2 separate regions of the Homo sapiens genome follow, and region 2 is linked to region 1. A link is an interaction called in ENCODE POLR2A ChIA-PET data of the cell type or tissue named here. Cell type or tissue: OCI-LY7. All regions are shown on one strand. Links, peaks and the distances in the headings refer to the core of each region. The heading gives the core; the rest is flanking DNA.

The links. Peaks named below come from ENCODE experiments on the same cell type or tissue, not always from the same donor. Only the 100,000 strongest peaks of a DNase experiment are listed, where the experiment ranks them.
Region 2: POLR2A ChIA-PET joins it to region 1 with 5 read pairs; 1 of 35 experiments calls an interaction of 5 or more read pairs at or near these places.

What each region holds. Positions count from the first base shown.
Region 1 is chr15:57,217,778-57,221,777 of GRCh38, forward strand. The region is part of intron 8 of TCF12 (transcription factor 12); the gene reads left to right. Among named protein-coding and RNA genes, the nearest start is that of SNORD13D, 59 kb to the right of the region's middle. In OCI-LY7, for the core only: no CTCF peak of the experiment used is centred there; a DNase peak (open chromatin) is centred at 1,594.
Region 2 is chr15:56,760,925-56,769,455 of GRCh38, forward strand. No RefSeq gene overlaps it. Among named protein-coding and RNA genes, the nearest start is that of ZNF280D, 32 kb to the left of the region's middle. In OCI-LY7, for the core only: no CTCF peak of the experiment used is centred there; a DNase peak (open chromatin) is centred at 4,487.

The sequences.
Region 1 (4,000 bases), core at 1-4,000:
GACTGTGTATGGAAGACTAAAATTTACTTGAATGGTTTTAAGGCATGCTATTGTTAATTGTGAATCAAAGCTTTTTACACAGTTCTCCAAGGATTGAAATGGGTCTTTGTGGTCTCTCAGGAGGGAGGAAGTTACAAACCACTCCGCAGACTGGCATTTTAATAGTCTGCTGTACAGCGATGTTCTTTTGCAGCTGCTGCTTAGCCTTTTCTATATCTGGAGAGTGTGGGGAGGTTTTATTGTTGTTCCAATACTATCAGCTTTTAAAACATTGTGAAGTTAGTTGCCCTTATTGTCTGATTTAGTTTCGTTACTATAATTTGATCAATATGTTAGTAAAAATGAGGTTGGGGGGATAGGGGGTCCCTTATAGTATATTCCTAGAATATTTCACAGAGGATTTCTGCTTCATGAAAGGTACCTTTAAAAAAAGTGATGTGCCCCCTTTTGCAGCTTGTGAGCTCTCCTCTGATTAATACAATCCCGTTAGAACCTACAAGGCATAGAGGGAAGGATAGTACAAAGAAGTTTTGATGAAGGGAAATGACACAAAAAGGGAAAGTTGCTATTCTGTTTTTCCAGGTTGTAATTACAGCAAACGATTGATTGGAAAACATTTAAATAGCAAAACGTGTCTGTGTAAGAGACACATGTTTTTGTAGACAACTTTTAAAACCTTTTGACTTCGAAGTATGAGTTAGAAATGTCTGTAAGACATTTATTCCCACACTTCTTATTTTTCCTTTCTGAGAAATGTGAGCATTAGCATAAAAATATGAATATACAAAGTATTAAGAACAATAATAAACTTAGAGGAAAGACTTATAGGAAACTGTTTAGTTTATTCTCTCATACTTTATATGAAAGATGTGTGAATTTTTTTTAAGAACAGTCCTATTGCAGGACATTATAAACTTTTGATTGGTGTTGTGTATGAAGAATTCAAGGAGCTTTATAACTGAAAATCTGTATTATTAAGTGTTTCCATTTTAAAAACAGGTAATTTAGTTTCAAGATAATCTATCTGATTTTTGGACTAAGCTTTTTAATAAAATGTGTTCCTTTCAGTTTTCCTCAACATAATTTTTGTAGCTTAAAGTATGGTTTGTTCTAGCTAGTTAAGAGGTATTTGCATGATGGTCTGCTTTCTCCAGGAAGTGATTTTGTACAAGATTTAACTGTCTAGATCCTTCTTGTTACACATGATTCAGTGTTTCCAATTCCTGATTACTTGATCATGTGTTTATCAAAGTTGAAGCAACTTTAGACCATGGCAGATGGTAACGCTGGAGGTGTAGCAAGCTAGGTTTCTCTGCCACAAGTGCTCTAATTTAATTAAAACTAAAAACAGATTAGCAGAAAATCTGTCAGTATGCCTTCCTTTTGTGTGTGTATATATGTATATATGAGACAAATCTAATAATTTCTTGGGTTATTTTTATTCAGGGCATATTTATTTAGCGCTTAAAAGTGACTTGCATTTTTTTAATACCTCAAATTTTGTCTTATTGGTATCCTCCACCAATGCAAGGACTTGATGGAAATTGAAAGAGGTTACTTACAGCATAAACCCTCCCTCTGTGCTCTGTGAGTTGGTTCAGTCCTATTTTGCATAAGTTCCTTTTGAGTAGATCCATGTGTGAATGCATAGTACTGAAGACTTACTCCCTTTGCCTGTGTGGATATATGTCTTGGAGAGAGGCTGTGTGCATTAGCTACAAATAGTAACATTTTCAAAATCAACATGTATTGTGCTTATCCTGTCCCTGGAATGGGCAGCAATTCTTTGATGTATTACTACAATGGGAAAACGGTAAGCCTTTTTCTTTGTATAGCTTCTAACTCACTTGTTTAAAGGAAAGCAGTATACATTACTCGCTTTTTACTAAAATCTGTGAGGTTTTGTTTTATCCTTTTATGCAATGTATTAGATTGTAGATTTCTTTTTTTTTTTTTTTTTTGCGGGGGGACGGAGTCTTGCCCTGTCACCCAGGATGGAGTGCAGTGGCTCGATCTCGGCTCACTGCAACCTTCGCCTCCCGGGTTCAAGCGATTCTCCCGCCTCAGCCTCCCGAGTAGCTGGGATTACAGGCACCCGCCACCATGCCCAGCTAATTTTTGTATTTTTAGTAGAGACGCGGTTTTATCATGTTGGCCAGGCTGGTCTCGAACTCCTGACCTCAGGTGATCCACCCGCCTCGGCCTCCCAAAATGCTGGAATTACAGGCATGAGCCACCGCGCCCAGCCTAGATTGTAGATTTCTTTAGAAGTAGTGTCAGTAAAGTCCTGTCTGCTACATAGCTACTCAATAGTTGTTGGCTTTCATTTTATTTTTAAGATAGTGTAGAAAATAAACTTGAGTTTCTGAGTTGTTATTAGCCTGATATCTTTACTAGCAATGAGCTTGAAAGTACATTTGTTTTTATGTTTTCGTATATTGTGAACAAATCCTTACATAAAATATGTATATACACACATATGTATTGAGAATTATTTGATGCTTTGTAGATGGAAGGAAAAGATGAAAGTCATCTAGGATATTCATAAAAATAACAAGTATGAAGCTCTGGTAATGATTAGGGAAGCAGTCAGCTAGTAAGGGCCGTATTTCCTGTTTAGAGTTTCAGGTCCAGAGCCTGACTTCTCTGGGATACCATCTGTTTCCAATCAAACTAGAATTTTGACCTTGTGTGGATTCATGAAATAAATCACTATTTTTTAAAAGAATGCATTTATACATTTTCCAAAGAATGCACTGTACTTCTGGTTGATTTATAGCAAGCACATGACTAGGTGTTTTAAAATAATACTTTTTTGTTTTGCTAAACAAGAGTTCTATTCTTTAAATTAATTACCTAATGTTAATAATTTACTGTGTTTCTACAAAAAAATCTATAAGCCAGAGGATTTTATATATTCTAAAAAAAAAAGAGTAAACTCGGAAAGTTTCAATAGGAGCTATCTTTGTAAGATACTTGATAAATATTATTAAAAGGTACACTAATGAATAACAGTGTTGGTTTATGTCAGAAACTCAGTGTTTTCCTTCTAAATCTTTCACAAATAATTTTACCCTCAGGTGTCTTATGAAAAAATGCATATATGGGCTTAGTGAAGGGGGGGAGAGGGGAGCATTTTTAATGTTAATGTTTTAAGTTATAGAGAATATTCAATTACATTTTACTAAAATGGGCTTAAAATTAGATATGGTTGTCTCTTCCCTTTTCATCACTTGGAAATGTTTTAAAGTAGCCTATGGCTACAACTAGGATACTAAGAACTAATAAAAGCACTTTTTCATTCACTGATTGCTTTAGTAAGGGCTCTTTGGACTGGGCCAGTGTTTGGTTGTGAACTTTTGGGTAAGCTTTCAAAAAAGATAAGCAAGTCAAAATATCTTTAAACTCATTAAAAAGTGTATGTTCAAGCTGCCCATATAAGCAGAGCTTTGGATAATGTAAGAAGTAGATTTAGATGGATGAGTGAAATTATTTAATCTCTATATAATTTTCTTGCCAGCTGTCTTTCAAATGTGAAAATAATTTTCTTTTGTGTCTGATTTTAAGTAAAACAGTCTGAACATGGTATGTGGGTATGTGTGTGGGGTGTGTGTGTGTGTGTGTGTGTGTGTGTGCACGTGTATAAGTTCAGTAAAATTAATTATGTAGGACCCTGAACCAGACTAACTCAAAATGAGTTTAGATTTTATTCTTTGGAAAGCACAGGTTACTGTATTACATTTCTCTTTGTTCTACATTGGGAGGGGGGTAGGGGGAGCTTTGATAGTGGTATTTCCAGGCTTATGGTAGATGGCATAGCTGGTATGGTAGAGAGCCTGGAAAAATTGATAGTCTGTGCCTAATATAGGTCAAAGGTGACTTTTATGTTCTGGAAAAATATATAAATAAAGAGATGATATGTTGGCTTAGTCCTCCAAATCATAAGACCCTAGACTTGTATGTATTTTATTTTTACCCACCTCTAGTTTTTAAAATTATT
Region 2 (8,531 bases), core at 2,695-6,694, 450 kb before region 1:
AGAAAATGTTTGTGGGTAATAGAGTAGGGTGCAAAAGTTTTGGTAAGAAAGGCAAAACATTGTCATTATTTGTGTTACATGCAAGATTAGCAGTTGCAAATGTAAGGACCATGGCCTCATAAAGGGCTCCTCTTCAATGAACACTATTGTTTGATTCTCTTCACTTCCTTGTTTGTATTAAAAAGTGGCAATGACCTATTGCATACCGTAGGCAGTTTGTATTTAGTTGCTTCGTAATAAGTTTTCTTAATACATTTTGTAAACTTGATTTTAAAATATTCCTTATTTTAAAAATCGTAACTCCCAATTTATGAAGCCATTCTAGACAAAGTCTAATTGAAAAATATAACTCAGGATTATGAGGACAGAGTCAGTTTTGTTTTATTTATTCTATTTTTTGACATTTAAAAAATGTATCATAATAAACAGGCATTAATTTTTCTTCTGAAAAGAAATTAAGTTCCAAAATACCATAGTGCCTGTATTGATTACTTTAAATTCTCTCTGCTCAACAGTTGGCCTGCTCTTTCTCTGCTCTCAACAGTTGATAGCCAAATTGGAATAAAAAATTAAAATTACTGTACTAACTTCCCCACATAAGTGGGTATAATTGTTAATTTTATATGTCAACTTGGCTATCCATGCTATCCACATATTTGGATATTCACATATTTGGACATCTAGACTGGGGGGTCAAACACCAGTCTAGTTGCCACTTTGAATGTATTTTTAAGATGGCATTTAAATCAGTAGATTTTGAGTAAAGCACGTTACCTTTCATAATGTGGGTTGGCCTCATCCAGTCAGTTGAAGGCCTTAAGAGAAAAAGTGGATCCCAAGGAAGAGGGAATTCTGCCTTCAGTCTGCCTTTGGACTCAAGCTGCAACACCAACCCTTCCCTAGGTCTCCAGCCTGCCGGCCTGCCCTGCAGATTTCAGACTTGCCGGCCCCAACAACCACATCTGCCAGTTCCTTAAAATAAATCTCTCTCTCTCTCTCTCTCTCTCTCTCTCTCTCTCTCTCTCTGTATATCTATATTGATATTGGTCTTAATAGGTGTTTGTGACCGGAGCCTGTTGTAGGGTGGGGTGAGGGGGGAGGGATAGCATTAGGAGATATACCTAATGTAAATGACGAGTTAATGGGTGCAGCACACCAACATGGCACATGTATACATATGTAACAAACCTGCACGTTGTGCACATGTACCCTAGAACTTAAAGTATAATAATAAAAAAAAATAGGTGTGTGTGGGGGTGTGGGGCTGTGTATATCTGTATCGATATTGAGACCAATATCAATATAAATATGCACACACACACACACACACAAACACACACACACACACATCCTACTATTGATTTTGTTTCTCCAGAGAACCTGACTAGTAATACAGTGAGGAAACACTTAACTGGGCATTAAAGTAGCCAAAATACTTTGCTAGATAAAACATTTTTAGAGCTTGTAAGAATTCCTGTTGTATTGTTAAGTTTTCATTGATACTCCATATCAAAATGCCATCAGATTTTTTTCCCTATGACTGTTAGAAATGTGACTGATATAAGAATCTCACTTTCCTTTTTTCATTTTTTTAACGGATTAAGCTAGACATAATTCACATAACCATATAGGTCACCCATTTAAAGTATATAATTCCATGATTTTTAGTGTATTCACAGAGCTGTACGGCCATCACCACAATCAATTTTAGAACATTTTTATCACTCCAACAAGAAATCTCATATCCTTTAGCAGTCACTCCCATCCTGCTGCCCTCTGCCCAGCCCTAGGTAACCACTAAGCTATTTTCTGTCTCCCTAGATTTGCCTATTCTGACATTTTATATAAACTGAAGCATACAGTTCAGTAAGCAGTCTTTTATGACTGGCTTCTTTCACTTTACATAATGTTTTCAAGGTTCATCCATGTCATAGCATGTATTGGTATTACATTTCTCTTTCTTGCTAAATAATATTCCATTTATGGAGATACATATTTTATTTATCCACTCCAGTTGATGGATACTTGGATTGTTTATACCTTTTTGGCTATTATCATTTTCCTTTTTCTTGATCTTAGTACTAAAATGTAAAATGACTAAAAGGGAAGAAAAAAAAAAGTACTAGATCCTGGAAAAATTCTCAATTAAGTGAATGATCACTGAATAAATAAGTTATAAGAACACAATATTTATTATAGGCGCAATTTTTATTAACTAATCATTTCCAAAACCATAACTATTAATAAAATGGCTTGCAAAATATGTTCTTATTGCAAGTATTTGTGCCTAAGTGCTTCTGTTTATGAGACAAGAAATTCAAATAGCTGTCTTGGCAGTATCACTCCAGTTGTATAAGCCAAAGGATTAAGAGTACTTTTAAGAAGGAGTAACAATGTGTTCTGCTTGGCTTTGGAAATGATGGTAAATTTATACATAATGTATGGATGATTATATTATACCCATATGAGGCTGTCAATCAAAACAGGATTTCTGTCAGATGATAGTTTCCAATTCACAAAGCTTATTTTTTTACATTAGAATCTTTGCTGGATTCAGATCATATTGAACATCCACATTTCTCTGTCACTTTATTTTTAAAAATCCATTTCTAAAAATGAAATGACTGGATAATTATGACTTTGAGCAACAACTATCCATGCCAGCCTGGTACAGGAAAGCTTAATTCTAATCCTAACATCACTCTTCATATAAAATAAGAGCTGTTGATATTGCAAAATCCCAGGGTGGAGCTTCTTTTAATTTCCCTTAAACTAGCTGGTCTGGCCAGTATTCCTTCACAGGATATAAACAGAACAGTAGCTAAGCTTCCATAGAGCAGAGGTATGCTCTAGGAAGAACAATAAGGTCAACTGGACTTAGTGTGGAATGAAAGGCTTAAAAATTCCATAAAATAAGGAACGAATGTAGGCATTACTTATAGGCATTTTAAAAGTTTTTGCCTTCTCACCAGAAGTACTTACCTACCAAATTTTACATTTAGTTTCCCTACAGGTATGGTTATATAATTTTACTAATATAACTATTAGTAAAATAATGTGAGTAGCAACTTGACTTGCAAGCTACATCAGATTGTTAAGAGAGTAATGTTTATCTTGGATGTTTCTTAATTTCCATTTCCTCTGTTTCCTTTCTCAATGTTCCTTCCTCTAGAAACAGTTTTTTTAAAGTAATTTCCACAAAGATGTCAATGAAAACTTGCTTATTTTCAAAGAAATATAGGCATTTTAAAAGAGGCCCTAATAACACAAAACAGTAAATTATTACTGATGAGATTTCACATATTGTACATAGATCAGAGGTACATTTCAGGGCCTTCCTGAATGTGGGTCAGCAGGGTCTTCACAGTGGAGCAAGCCCCTGCTATACACTCATAGATGTTCAAGTTTTTGTTGTTGTTATTGTTGTTGTTTTGGTTTTGGTTTTTGGTGGTTTTTTTTTTTTTTTTTTTTTTTTTAATACCGAGTCTCACTCTGTCGCCCAGGCTACAATGCAGTGGCATGATCTTGGCTCACTATGACCTCTGCCTCCCAAGTTTAAGCAATTCCCTGAGTAGCTGGGATTACAGGCTTGCACCAACGCACCCAGCTAATTTTTGTATTTTTGGTAGAGACAGGGTTTCTCTATATTGGCCAAGCCGGTCTCGAACTCCTGACCTCAGGTGATCCGCCCACCTCGGCCTCCCAAAGTGCTGGGATTACAGGCGTGAGCTACAGTGCCCAGCTAAAGTCAAGTTTTTCGTATGCAAATATGTTTAGTTGGAAGAAAGTGGAGGGTCATTTTTTTTTTTTTTTGAGAGATGGGGTTCTTGCTATGTTGCTCAGGCTAGTCTCAAACTCCTGGACTCAAGCTATCCTCCTACCTCAGCCTCTGGATTCGCTGGGACTACAGGTATGCACCACCATGCCCAGCTGCAAGGGCTATGCTTAGATCACAATCACAGTATTGGCTAGTAACAGCTGTTTTCCTTCAAATCTGAAACTTGTAGGAAAGATGGAGTGATAGAAAATATATCGATGGTTATGACAATAGACTCAGAGAACATAAAGGTGTCGCATGCGACATACACAACTAGGAATAAGCCAGTGCCGGCCTCCTTTTGCGAGGCTGCTGCTTCTTGGTCTGCCCTCTCATCATCATGCTTGTGATTGCAATTGTCAGCTGGGTCTTCTTGGTTCAAATATAAATAATCTTACCTGAAATTTCTCTAACTTGAAGGTTTATAAAAACGATAATACATTTATTTGAGAATCACTTATCCTAAGCTATGGAAGAAGAATTAAATACAGATTTCCAGTTTGAATATAATGAAGTAAAAATTGGCATTTCCCCCTTTTGCTCTAGGAAATCACCCAAAAGAAGAATGAGAAACAGAAACACAAGCTAGGATGCATATGAAACTTTAAGCCACAAATAGGTAGAAGGGCTGCCAAAAGCAATGAAGAACAAACAGGATGTGGGAGGAAGCAGAAGGAGATGCCTGTAAATGCAAATCCCTGAGACAACTGGCACTACCCCAAGATGTGGAGTACTCCCAAGATGCAGAGCTCTAATCCTCATGTGTCCTAACAGGGGAGGTGGGGTGGTGACAGAAGCATCCATGACCATTTGATTCTGAGAAGTAGAGGTGGTAGGACTGAACAGACTCATGTGATAAAGCCATATTTTAAGAAACAATCTGTTGATGAGGCAGAGGATTGAAAAAAAGAGCCTGGTGTGAGTCGTAGAGCTGCCTATCTTTGTCAGTTGGGGAGAGGTAATAGTTAAATGGACTCTCACACTTTGCTGGGGTCCCTAAGGAGAGCTGCTAGCCTTGGACACGGCTCCAGCATCTCCATCATATGAACCATTTACAAGTAGCTAGTCAAGAAAAGCCCTTTCATCCAAAATGAGAAATCAAGAATAAACCATCCAGAATGAATGCACATATATATTCATTACATATATGCGTGTATATATACACACATTATATATATTTATTATATATGTGTATATATACATTATATATATTCATTTTATATGTGTGTATATGTATACATTATATATATGTATGATGAGAACACACCACGCACACACACACACGGAGAAAAGGAACAGAAAAAAATAAATATAGGTGAACTCTGATCACAGAAGTATTTCCATGGAGCAGATGAAAGTTTCGAGCAAATATTTTGCCATGGATTTAACAGTTAATGAAGAAATCTATGTATAAAATAAGAGCCCATATGTACATACAATGGAGTATTACTCAGCTTTAAAAAGGAAGGAAACTGGCCGGGCGCGGTGGCTCACGCCTGTAATCCCAGCACTTTGGGAGGCTGAGGCGGGCGGATCACGAGGTCAGGAGATCGAGACCATCCTGGCTAACATGGTGAAACCCCGTCTCTACTAAAAATACAAAAAAAATTAGCCGGGCGTGGTAGCGGGCGCCTGTAGTCCCAGCTACTCGGGAGGCTGAGGCAGGAGAATGGCGTGAACCCGGGAGGCGCAGCTTGCAGTGAGCCAAGACAGCGCCACTGCAGCCCAGCCTGGGCGAAAGAGCAAGACTCTGTCTCAAAAAAAAAAAAAAAAAAAAAAAAGGAAGGAAACTGACACATGCTACAATGTGGATGAATCTTGAAGACATTGTGCTGTGTGAAATAAACCAGCCACAAGAAATACAAATACTATATGATCCCACTTATATGAGATACCTGGAGATATGAGATACCTTATATGATATATCAAATTCATAGAGACAAAAAGTAAATTTGTGGTTACCAGGGGCTTTGGGGAAGGAAGAATGAGAATTAGCATTTAATGGGTACAGAGTTTCAACAGGAGGAGACCAAAAAGTTTTGAACATGGATAGCAATGATAGTTGCACAGCAGGGTGAATGTGCATAATGCCACAGAAATGTACACTTTAAAATGGTTAAAATCCTAAGTTTTATGCTATGTAATTTTACCAATGTTTTAAAAAGACAAGAACATACAGCAGATATACAAGACTCAGGAAGTAGCCGGGTGTGGTGGCACATGCCTGTGGTCCTAGCTACTCTGGAGGCTGAGGCAGGAGGATCGCTTCAGCCTAGAAGTTTGAGACTACAGCGAGCTATGATTGTGCCACTGCACTGCAGCCTGGGTGACAGAACAAGACTCTGTCTCTCAAAAAAAAAAAGACTCAGGAAAATGGAGAGACCAGGAAAGTGGCTTAAAAATAGAAATGGAGTCAAAATCAGAAGTAGCACAGTGGAGACTAGATACTGATGAGAATACAGAAAGAAACATAGAAGTTAGCAATAAGAAAAGCAAGCAAAATTAACGAAAGTAAATAGAATTTAAAACAATTAGAGATAGATAAAATGTAAATAAGTAGGGAAGACAGGCAAAGGAAATCCAATATACAGTTATTCAAAATCTCTATGTAATGAATTAGAAAAAGTATTTGAAATACTGTGGAAGAAAATGTTCATTTTGAAAGGGCATCTCAGGTCTCAGGAAAAATTGATGCATAATGGCCAACACTGAGACATATCCTAATACAACTGCTGAACTTTGAAGATAAAAAAATGAATCCTTTGAACAATCAGACAAAAACAATGAGTCATCTATGCAGGGTAAAAACAAAACAAGCTGACATAAGATGTCTCTACAGTAATATTCAATTCTAGAAGACAATAGGGAAATGCCCCAAAATCTTCATGAAAAAAAGTATGATCGCAAAATTTTATATCATCCAAATTATTATTCAAATGATAAAGGCAAAGAAATTTTTAATATCCATGAACTCTGTGGAAACAGTTGGAAAACATTTGCAATTCATATCACAAAGTCCCAACTTTTTTATCTATAAGAATTAAAAAAAAATAAAACTAGAGACAAACCAATAACCCAGAAGATAAATGAGCAAAGAATGTGAATGGTTTACATGAAAGGAAATAAAAAGGACTCTCAAATATATATGAAAAGATGCTCAATTGCATTCATAGTGAGAAATGCAAATTAAAATTAAACTGGCCAGATCCAGTGGCTCAAACCTGTAATCCCAGCACTTTGGGAGGCCCAGGAGGGTGGATCACCTGAGGTCAGGAGTTTGAGACCAGCGTGGACAACATGGTGAAAACCCATCTGTACTAAAAGTACAAAAATTAGCCAGGCGTGGTGGTGGGCACCTGTAATCCCAGCTACTCGGGAGGCTGAGGCAGGAGAATCACTTGAACTTGGAAGGCGGAGGCTGCAGTGAGCCAAGATCATGCCACTGCACTCCAGCCTGGGCAACAGAGTAAGACTCCATCTCAAAAAATAAAAATAAAAATAAAATAAACTGAAATATTACAATTAACCCATCAAATTGGAAAACATAACAAAGCTTGGCAACACTGCATAAATAAGAGTGTGTGAGAGAGGCATTTTGTTTGTTTGTTTGTTTGAGACGGAGTCTGGCTCTCTTACCCAGGCTGGAGTGCAGTGGCGGGATCTCGGCTCACTGCAAGCTCTGCCTCCTGGGTTCACGCCATTCTCCTGCCTCAGCCTCCCGAGTAGCTGGGACTACAGGCGCCCGCCACCACGCCCGGCTAATTTTTTGTATTTTTAGTAGAGACGGGGTTTCACCACGTTAGCCAGGATGATCTCGATCTCCTGATCGCGTGATCCACCTTCCTCGGCCTCCCAAAGTGCTGGGATTACAGGCGTGAGCCACCGCACCCAGCCAAAAGAGGCATTTTCATATATTGCTGTTAGAAACATAAATTGTACAACCTCTATGTAGGATTATTTGGCAACATTTGTCAAAATTACAAACACATATACTCTTTGAATCAGTAATTCTACCTCTAGGAATTTATCCTGCAGATTAGTTACATATGTGCAAAATGACATACGTTCTAGAAAAGTCTTTGAAGCATTCTTTGTAATAGCAAAAGATTGCAAATAAATATCCATCAAGATGAAGTTGATCAAATAAATTATAATGCATCCATTCTATGGAATATCATGCTGCTGAAAAAAGAAGGGTAAATGTTTTACTGATATGTAGTAAGTTCCAAGTATAGTTTAGTGAAAAAAAAAAGCAAGCTTCAAAGTATATAGAATGCTATCATTTGCATGAAAGGCAAAACTGTATGTTTATATTTGCTCATATTGCATTGAAGGATATATAAGATTTTGGTAATATTAGTTGCCTGTGAGGAGGGAAAGTAGGTCGCTGTATTGGAATTGAAGAGAATGTGTTGCTGTATACTCTTGAGCAGTCAGAATTTTGAAATGTTAATTCATTACCTATTCATAAGTAAATAAATAAGCAAGCAATGTGTGATTCTGTTGTTTACATGTAATATATTTTCTGCAGAATCTGTGAATTCCCTTAGCCTGGAGTGGCTAAAGGAAATGCCCTTACCCTAGGCTGCCTCCTCTTTTTTCAACCTATTTCTGGGCTATCTCCCACTCTCTTTGGAGTCCTACCCTATTCATAGTTCCTACCCTATTCATAGTTCCCTGATCGCCTGAGTCAGAATGCTGCTTCTTAGCAGCA